Linked DNA regions of Mus musculus: regions 1 and 3 are each linked to region 2. The links are chromatin contacts, found by Hi-C or POLR2A ChIA-PET in ENCODE. All regions are on one chromosome and are shown on one strand. The core of a region is the stretch at or near the end of the contact, and the rest is flanking DNA. Distances in the headings are between cores, read along the strand shown.

Region 1 (2,700 bases), core at 53-2,552, 140 kb after region 2:
GCTGTCTCTAGCCTTGCTCTTCTCGTTGATATAATGGGGGTGCTAGACGCCCACAGGGTTGGAAGGGAGGTGTGTAAGAGAAACAATGTAAGCCCCTTGCTCAAACACAGCTGCCTCTGCCTCTTCCTGTTGAATGTTCGTCTTACATGCTATAGACCCTTCTCGTTCCGGTTGGTACCTGCTGGATGCTAGGGGCCTGGCTAGGCATCATCTTTTTTTTTTTTGTCGTCTTTTTGTTTTCTCATCTCTTGTAACTGTGTAGCTGCCTCGAGGATCAAGTGCTGAGATTACTGACATGTGCCAAAAGTCTTTTTATTTCCTCTTTAAATGTGTGTGCCTGCAGTCCCTTCTGGAGCTGGACGCTGTGAGCTGTCTTGATGTGGGTGTTGGAAATCCTCAACTCTGCGCCTCCGGAGGAGCTGTGGATGCTCAACAGCCGAGCCATTTCTCTAGCCCTCTGCCTTCATTTTTACTATTAGGATTTATGATTGATTGTATTTTAAAGTTTATTTTTTGTGTAGTCCTGGCTGACCTGGAACTCACTCTGTAGACCCGGCTGGCCTTGAACTTAAGTCACCTGCCTGCCTCTGCCTGGAATTGAATGCTTGAGCCACCCCCGAGGACACATGTTCCTAACTTTCAACAGATTCTAAGTGATGTCTGTCTGTGACCAAAACAAAGAAGCCTGTTTAATACAAGCTAACCAGTCAAGAAATCCTAGTGGAATGGTAATTAACTACAGCAAGCGCCAAAATGTGTTGTCCTGCTTTGTGTATGCCTTTGGTAACCCTTGCCGCAACCAATGGCAGACAGAGTAACCAAACAAATTCCTGAGTGAGAAGGTTTCTGGGCATGCTCGGTGTGAGCCATAGGAGTTTTAGCATGGGAATTCTGAAGCCGCTCAATACAGTCTGTCCCTGAAGGTGCCTGCCTTACTTTGCGACTCACAGCAAGGACCCCCAGCCTTGGCACCTTCCAGACTGTAGTTACAGAAACACAGAATCACACTGCACAACCTCAGAGTAAGGTCCAAACCCTAAGCCCCTTAGTTCCTGCTGGAACTTGAGTTTTCGCTGTCTTTAAAACCAGGCTAACAAGCTAAACCTGCTCTATGACGAGAAAAATGAAGAAATCTGGCGCTCAACGCTTGGAAATTTGGCTTGTGGGCATCCTAAAATTCCAGTCCCGGCTCTGGGCGGCTGCACCACACCTACCTCCGAAGACAAGTTCCTCCAGGGATTCTGGCCCGCAGAAAGGGAAGGAAACGCCATGGCCAGATCCGGAGGGGATGGTCGAGCTCCAGGCTTTTCACGTAGCTGAGAGGTGGGACGAGTCTTGTCTTCGTCCCGCCCCCTTTTGAGTTCGCGGGCAAATGCGAGCAGTAAGTCGAAATTTTTCCACCCACGGACTCTCGGTGCTAACTAAGGTTTGCACAGCAGCCATGAGCTACATCAATCTGCCCACCGTGCTGCCCAGCTCCCCCAGCAAGACTCGGGGGCAGATTCAGGTGCGGGGTCTGGAGTGGGGTCGGGTGGTGGCTGGTGCGGGGTGTACAAGGGGGAGACCCCTTAAATGACTTCTCTTCTAGGTGATTCTCGGGCCCATGTTCTCAGGGAAAAGGTAATGAATGGGCCTTCGGGGCGGTGGGCCTCCCTCTCTCTCTGCAGCCTCTCTCTCTGCAGGCCCTGGCTCTCCTCTCCCCCCTCCCCCATCTTCCCAGGAGCCTCTGACTAGGCGGCAAACGCGCTCGACCTCTGTGTGTACATTCCCGCCCAAAATTCGATTTCCTGGATTGCTGCCATCCTCCTGCCCAAGCCTTTTCTCTTGGGGAACCCTATCTTTGCTGAGGCGGACCACATGGGGGTACAATTGAAGACCCCAGCCCACATTACCCAGGAGCCCACCGAACTCTCATGTGTCCCCTGGGAGTTAGGCACCTTCTCTGACAGTTTCCTCATTCATTCCCCATGCGAGCTCTCCTAAAGCCTTGGAGCCCAATTAACTCTGAGGTGAGGGTCTAAACTCTGGGAGTCCCACCCAGAATAACAAACACACACTACTTGGGTTTTCTTTGCTTTATCTTGGGGTTAGTTTTTGTTTTTTTTTTTTTAACTCAGCGTCTTTATTTGTGGCCCAACTCAGAGATCCGCTTGCCTCTGCTGGGGTGCATCACCATACCAGGCACCTCATTATTTCTGAATGGTCTGGTGTCACCTCAATTTGTCCCTTGCCCCGAGGGTGAGGGCCAAACTCATGATCTGGGATCCAGAAGCAAGCTCTCTGGTGATTCTGTCAAAGACTTTGAAGTTCATTCATGAAAATTGAATTTTGTTCAGAACAGCATGGGGTGAACGGCTGCAGTTCCGGCTGCCCGACGCTAGGTGGTAGTGGCAGCCCGCCTTTTGCTCGGGCCTCATGTGCTCTGGTTAATTCTTGCAGCACAGAGCTGATGAGAAGAGTCCGGCGCTTCCAGATCGCCCAGTACAAGTGCCTGGTCATCAAGTATGCCAAAGACACGCGCTATAGCAACAGCTTCTCCACACATGATCGGTCAGTCCTACCCCTGAGCCTGCCCTTCGGAAACCCCTAAGCCTCGGGGCACACTGCTGCTAGCCTCTAGTGGATATGAATAAGTGCTCAAAACTTACTTAGAATAACCTGTCCCCAAGTGTCCATTGTACCCACGGAGGCTGGGAGAAC
Region 2 (2,700 bases), core at 117-2,616:
AAGACTGAGTCCAGAGAGGCAGTGCACCTGCCCTGGTCTCTCTTAGTTCCTCAGCATCAGTGGAGCAGATTGGACACAGTGGGCCAGAAGGGAAGCAGGCAGCCCTCCCTCCTAGCCCAAGCTACTCTGTGTAGTCAGTTTGCCCTCCTACTGGTGTTACAAGAAGCCTGTGGTATCCAAGAGGGCAGGTCAGAAAGCCCACTGAGAGCAGACACTGTGTGTCACTTAGCTGGTTCTCAGGTGGCTGCCACTTCCTGCTGCCTGTTGCAAAACTCGACACTAGGCCTTTATAGATACTCACGTGACCAGGAGTAAACAACCTTTCACCTCAATCACCTGCTCTTATCAATACTCCCTCTCCACCCCACCATCGGGAAAGTTCAGACACCTTAAAACGTAGAGGCAAGAGAGGGTCCATTCTGACACCTCAGCGACTTTCAGGCAGTGGCTGAACCCGTTACAACGCTCTGTGGACAGTCCTCCTAGTCGACATTCCTTCTCAGGTTTGACCCTGTCCTGGGAAGTGAGGCTTCTCTCTCTGGGTTCCCCACTCCTGTTCTTGAATAAGGAGCCCCACAACCTCTTATTCTCTCTATACAGAGCCTGGGAAACAGCAAAACTCGGCTCGCCTACAAGACTCCAGCGCGCCCTCTGGTGGACTCGGGGGACGAGCATGGGATGAGGGTTTCTTTCCTCTAGCTCCCCCACCGCGCCGAGAGTACCTGGGCGGACCCACAGTTCGCCACGCAGGTTGGGAGGCCCAGATGAGTGATAAGGTAGTAGTTAGCTGCTCCTCCCACCCCACTCCCCAAAGGACATCAGCACCCACGTCTGTCACCGAAGAACCAGGCAATGGGCGGATGAGCTGAGGCCAGGTAGCTGCTTCTAAGTCAGTGTCTCCTCCACTTCTGGATCTCACAGCTTCATCTTTTGGACCTGTCTACAGGTAAATGTCGCGCATCCCCCTCCTCCACTTCCTAGGTCCCCAGTGGGCTGGTGGCTGAATGGTCCTACGTCCCTTTTGGTTGGCACGGGATGCTTGGAACTGTACATGAGGACCTCGGAGTGGCCTGGGTGCAGAGGGAGGGGAGCGTCCCCGCGGGGATCAAAAGAAAGGGAAGGGGTGCCAGGAGGGAGCCTCTCCCGGCTGGCCTCCTAGAACTGCCCGCGCGCTCCCATCGCGACGCCCCCGCCTCTGCCAGAAACCAGCCTTCTTAGAAGGGAGGGGGGGGAAAGTGTGAATGAGAAGTTGGGGGCGGAGCGCGCGGGGGAGGGGCCGCTGCCAGGAACGCTCGGCCAAGGCTGGCGCCGCGCCCGCCGGTCGGGCAGCCTCGCGCCGCGCTTTGTCTCCCTCTCGGTGAGTCTCGGCGGGTCCTGGAGGCCCCAGCTCCAAGCCCGCCCTCCGCGGCCCCTCCCTCGCCCTCCGCGCACAGCCTTTCAGTGCAGAGTAGTGACTAAACATTACAAGAAGACCGGCCGGGCAGTTCCAGGAATCGGGGGGCGGGGCGTACTGGCCGGGTAAATACCCGCGCGCGCGGCCTCCGAGGCGGCTCTAACTCTGACTCTACACTCGCCTGCTCTTACGACCGCTGTCTCTCCGGGCTCCCGGACGCCCCCTTCCCGGCCCAGCTCTCCGTCGAGGTCCCTCGCCCAGGTCCTTTGCCTGATTCGCCCAGGAGTGCGCCTCATCGGCCCGGGGAGCAGCGAAGCCAGAGGGGGCGCACGCACGGGGAGCCCCTTTGTAGACTTCACGGCTGCCAACATCTGGGCGCAGCGCGAGCCACTGCTGGCCGCCGCCTCGCCTCGGGGACCATAGGAGGCGCAGCCCCAAGGCCGGAGATTTCGCTTCGGGACTAGGTAGGAAGGAGGGGCGCGGTGTGGGGAAGGGTGGGGGCCTCGGTCCAGCTCGGGAGCTTTTCCCGGTTTCTCCTCCCCTTCCCGGGTCATTCCCGGTAGGGAGGGGACGAGGTAGGGGGCAGAGCGGATGAGAACCGAAGATCCCTGATTCCCGTCATACTCAGACTGGGGCCCTCGGGTTTCTCCTGTCCCCTCTCTCACATATCTCGGGTTTGGCACCCCCCTTTTTTCGCCCTCGCCACTGAGGACACCGGACTGAGAGGCGCCCTGAGCGTCCCTAGGGCTCTTGTGTCTCTCCCCATCCTGGCCGCGCTCCTGGAGACCCAACTTCCACGCGCGAGTTTTCTCTGGGCGTCCTCCTAGGGCGGGCAGGGGAAGAGACTGTCTGGGGTTGGCCGGCAGTGACCGAGGACAGTCGAGTTCCGCGAGGTGGCTGGGCCTGAGACACGGTCTAAAGCGGGGCAAAGGGGTGCCCCGGGCGCTAGGCGGAGGCTGGAGGGCCGGGCACGCTGGAGGGTTCCGGGCACTCACGCGCCTCACGCTTTGCTCTCTGCAGCTCCCCGGGATGCGGTAGCGGCCGCTGTGCGGAGGCCGCGAAGCAGCTGCAGCCACCGCCGCGCAGATCCACGCTGGCTCCGTGCGCCATGGTCACCCACAGCAAGTTTCCCGCCGCCGGGATGAGCCGCCCCCTGGACACCAGCCTGCGCCTCAAGACCTTCAGCTCCAAAAGCGAGTACCAGCTGGTGGTGAACGCCGTGCGCAAGCTGCAGGAGAGCGGATTCTACTGGAGCGCCGTGACCGGCGGCGAGGCGAACCTGCTGCTCAGCGCCGAGCCCGCGGGCA
Region 3 (2,700 bases), core at 103-2,602, 190 kb after region 2:
CTGTATGTAACCCAGCTAGGTGTGCACAGGAGGAATCCGAGGGGTGTACAAGGATGGAGGGGCTGATGAGGAAGGTGGGAAATATGGGTCGGCATGGGATCCTACCCCCAATCTCGTAGAGAGCTCCCTCCCAGAGACCGAAGCCGCGGGCCAGCCGTTGCTCTGCCTCCCTCAGGTGTTGTCGCGCCACCCGCCTCGGGCGATGCCACCGCTGCCAGAAGGTGGTCTTCACTCCCTCGGGCTCCCGCAGTTCCCTGCAGGACCGTGGTGACAGGGGGGCGCCCTTGAGTAATCCATCTGACAGATGCATCCTCCGGAGGCCCCCCACCCCCACCCCACCCCTGCGCAGCTCGTCCAGAGTAGCCGAGCGGCACCCACCGGATGAAGCGCTTGTCTGCCATGGCGTAAGGCAGCATCCGCACAGGCGTCCGGGAGGCGCATAGCCGCTCCACTTCTTGCTCCCACAGCTCCTCCGAGGCCGCCTGGGATTCAGGCCTTCGTGGGGCTGGTCCTGACTGCACCGACCACTGGCGAAACATCCCAGTGGGCGCGCGGGACAGACAGGCAAGATCCTTGCTCGCAGGAGCTCCACCTTGGCCCTGCCAGTGTCCACAGTGAAAAGAAGCCTGCTGTGGTCGAAGCCGGGGCTGCCCCACTCCACCTCTCAAACAGACCCACTGACCAAGGCCTTAGTCTTCAACTGCCAAGCACGGTGAAAGGCCTCCAGGATATGAGGAGAGAGAAGCCGCGGGCAAAGGCTGTCTGTCCTAAACCTTACCTTACGCTTTAGAAAAACACAATCTTTTCCCATGTGCTGATTGGCTTTTGGGAGGTCACTCCTGTCCCGAACCCCCGACAGCTCCTAGAATTTAGCTTCCTGCAACACCCCAGCTCTGGATGTACTAGGGCTCCGTTCTCTCTGTGTGTGTTTGTTTTGTTTTTTTGAGACAGGGTTTCTCTGTGTAGCCCTGGCTGTCCTAGAATTCACTCTGTAGACCAGGCTGGCCTTGAACTCAGAAATCTGCTTGTCTCTGACTCCCAAGTGCTGGGATTAAAGGCGAGCACCGTCACTGCCCGCCCCATTCTGTGTGTTTTGTCCAGGCTGGGTCTGCTCTGGTCTTCTCAAGGGACCCAGAATAGAAGGCGTGGCTACATCCCCAATCATGAGAAAAGAAAAGACACCCCCCCCCCCAAACCATCCGGAAGGAAGCAATAGCCCTGGCCTTCTTCCCCCTCTCACCGTCCTTATTGTCACAAGGCAAGCAGCTCACAAAGAGGCAAGGGACCAAGCTCCCCGAAGAGCCCCCTCCTAAGACCAGCTCTTGACACACCAGGCAGGGTGGTGAGGGAGTGGGGTGGGGGTCACGTGACAGGAACCCCGGGGGTGGGGGCCCACCGCGTCTCCTCCCCTCCACCCACTCCCGCCTTCCTTCCTCACAGTTTCCTCTGCCTCTGCGTGCACTTCCCGACCTGGAGGGTCACGGGCACAGGTGAGAGGCGCGGGTGGCACCAGGCCGACCTGCTTTTCTGTGCTCCCACTCCTGCAAGCCCCCTTCCTGGCCGCCAGCCCTTAGGCGTGTCCTGGTGCGGGGACCCTTATCTGCGGTCCGCAGTCGCCCCAGAGAGCAGGCTAGTGATGGGTGGATGGTCTCAGCACTGGAGCTGCTGCCTCTCCGGATCCCTGGCGCTTTGTTCTTTGCTTTTTGTTCTATTTCAAGACAGGGTCTCACTGTGTAACTCTGATTGTCTTGGAATTCATCATGTAGAGCAGGCTGGCCTTGAACTCACAGAGACACTTGCCCAAGGCTGGGATTAAAGAAAGGCCTGTGTCACTATGACTGGCTGGCAGGTTATTTTTGAACTGACCGCCTTAAGGGCAGGCACTGCCCTCCCTGTTGCTATGCCCTGGCCAGGCTCTGGCACCAAGCCCAACCTAAGAGCTGAGGAAGCAGCTTCTTCAAGCACGTCACTCGTCATCCACTGACTAGACCTTTAGGAGTCATCTTGGCCAGTTCCCAGTTCTGGGAGCCCTAGCCTTTCCTCCCTGTTCACCTCTTTTAAAACCTTGTTGTCTCAGCTCTGGATTCTGAGTCTCCGCCTGTGTCCCTGCCCACAGGCTCTGTACTCCCAACAAGTTCACACAGGAAGGCGCCCCAGGAAATGGCTTTCAAATTGGGCCAAAGTCGTGCAAAATTCAGAGTAAGAGCAAGGAGTCAACTAGGGGCTGAGGAGGGCTGGGTCTGCAGACCAAGACTTCCGGTGCCAAGGCGCCGCTTGGTAAACCCACCCAGGCACGGAGAGACAGCTGCGAAGAAGCGTCGCCCTCCCCCCTCAGGCTTCATCTCCTTCCGGTATCCCACACGTTTCCTGGGGTCTGTTAACCTTCGTGTGTAGGAGGGGACTTGTTTTTCCCTTCTACTTCTCACGGTCACCGGTCACCCTGTCTGTAACTTGGGGGAAGCGGTTCTATGGAGCATCTTGGTGGCCAGGTTCCTTGCTCCAGCTGGTGACACCTGGAGGCTGGTGACACTTTCTCGGGTTCAATTTCCTCATCTGTGAAATAGAAAGGTCTTTGACTGTCTTGGCACAGCAGGAAGCAGTTTAACCCTAGCTTTAGAAACAGACACCACGCCCAGGGCGGAGCGGGCAGTAACTCGTTTGCTCAGCCTCTGATAAAGAACAGTTAACCAGGCTGGGAGG

Evidence for each region. A loop is a pair of places that touch in the nucleus more often than their neighbours do. ChIA-PET counts read pairs that join two places held with the same protein, here RNA polymerase II (POLR2A).
Region 1: POLR2A ChIA-PET joins it to region 2 with 10 read pairs in Patski. The contact joins the promoter of Afmid here to the promoter of Socs3 in region 2. POLR2A ChIA-PET finds 5 or more read pairs at or near these places in 2 of 5 experiments (Patski and embryonic stem cell).
Region 3: a map of T-helper 17 cell shows a loop between it and region 2 (1.9-fold over the local background). The contact joins the promoter of Tmc8 here to the promoter of Socs3 in region 2. A Hi-C loop is called at or near these places in 1 of 37 maps with a recorded cell type or tissue (T-helper 17 cell). POLR2A ChIA-PET finds 5 or more read pairs at or near these places in 1 of 5 experiments (embryonic stem cell).

What each region holds. Positions count from the first base shown.
Region 1 is chr11:117,824,521-117,827,220 of GRCm38, reverse strand. It overlaps Afmid (arylformamidase), which reads right to left and starts at 1,302. Exons shown (of 11, transcript NM_027827.3): 1 at 1,215-1,302. The coding sequence starts at 1,271. Tk1 (thymidine kinase 1) reads left to right here and starts at 1,207. Exons shown (of 7, transcript NM_009387.2): 1 at 1,207-1,507; 2 at 1,589-1,620; 3 at 2,440-2,550. The coding sequence starts at 1,442.
Region 2 is chr11:117,968,032-117,970,731 of GRCm38, reverse strand. It overlaps Socs3 (suppressor of cytokine signaling 3), which reads left to right and starts at 1,366. Exons shown (of 2, transcript NM_007707.3): 1 at 1,366-1,857; 2 at 2,414-2,700. The coding sequence starts at 2,502.
Region 3 is chr11:117,780,949-117,783,648 of GRCm38, reverse strand. It overlaps Tmc8 (transmembrane channel-like gene family 8), which reads right to left and starts at 1,352. Exons shown (of 16, transcript NM_181856.2): 1 at 1,241-1,352; 2 at 379-599; 3 at 106-254. The coding sequence starts at 539. Gm11723 (a long non-coding RNA gene) reads left to right here. Exons shown (of 3, transcript XR_003949820.1): 3 at 176-994. It also overlaps a transcript of Tmc6 not described here.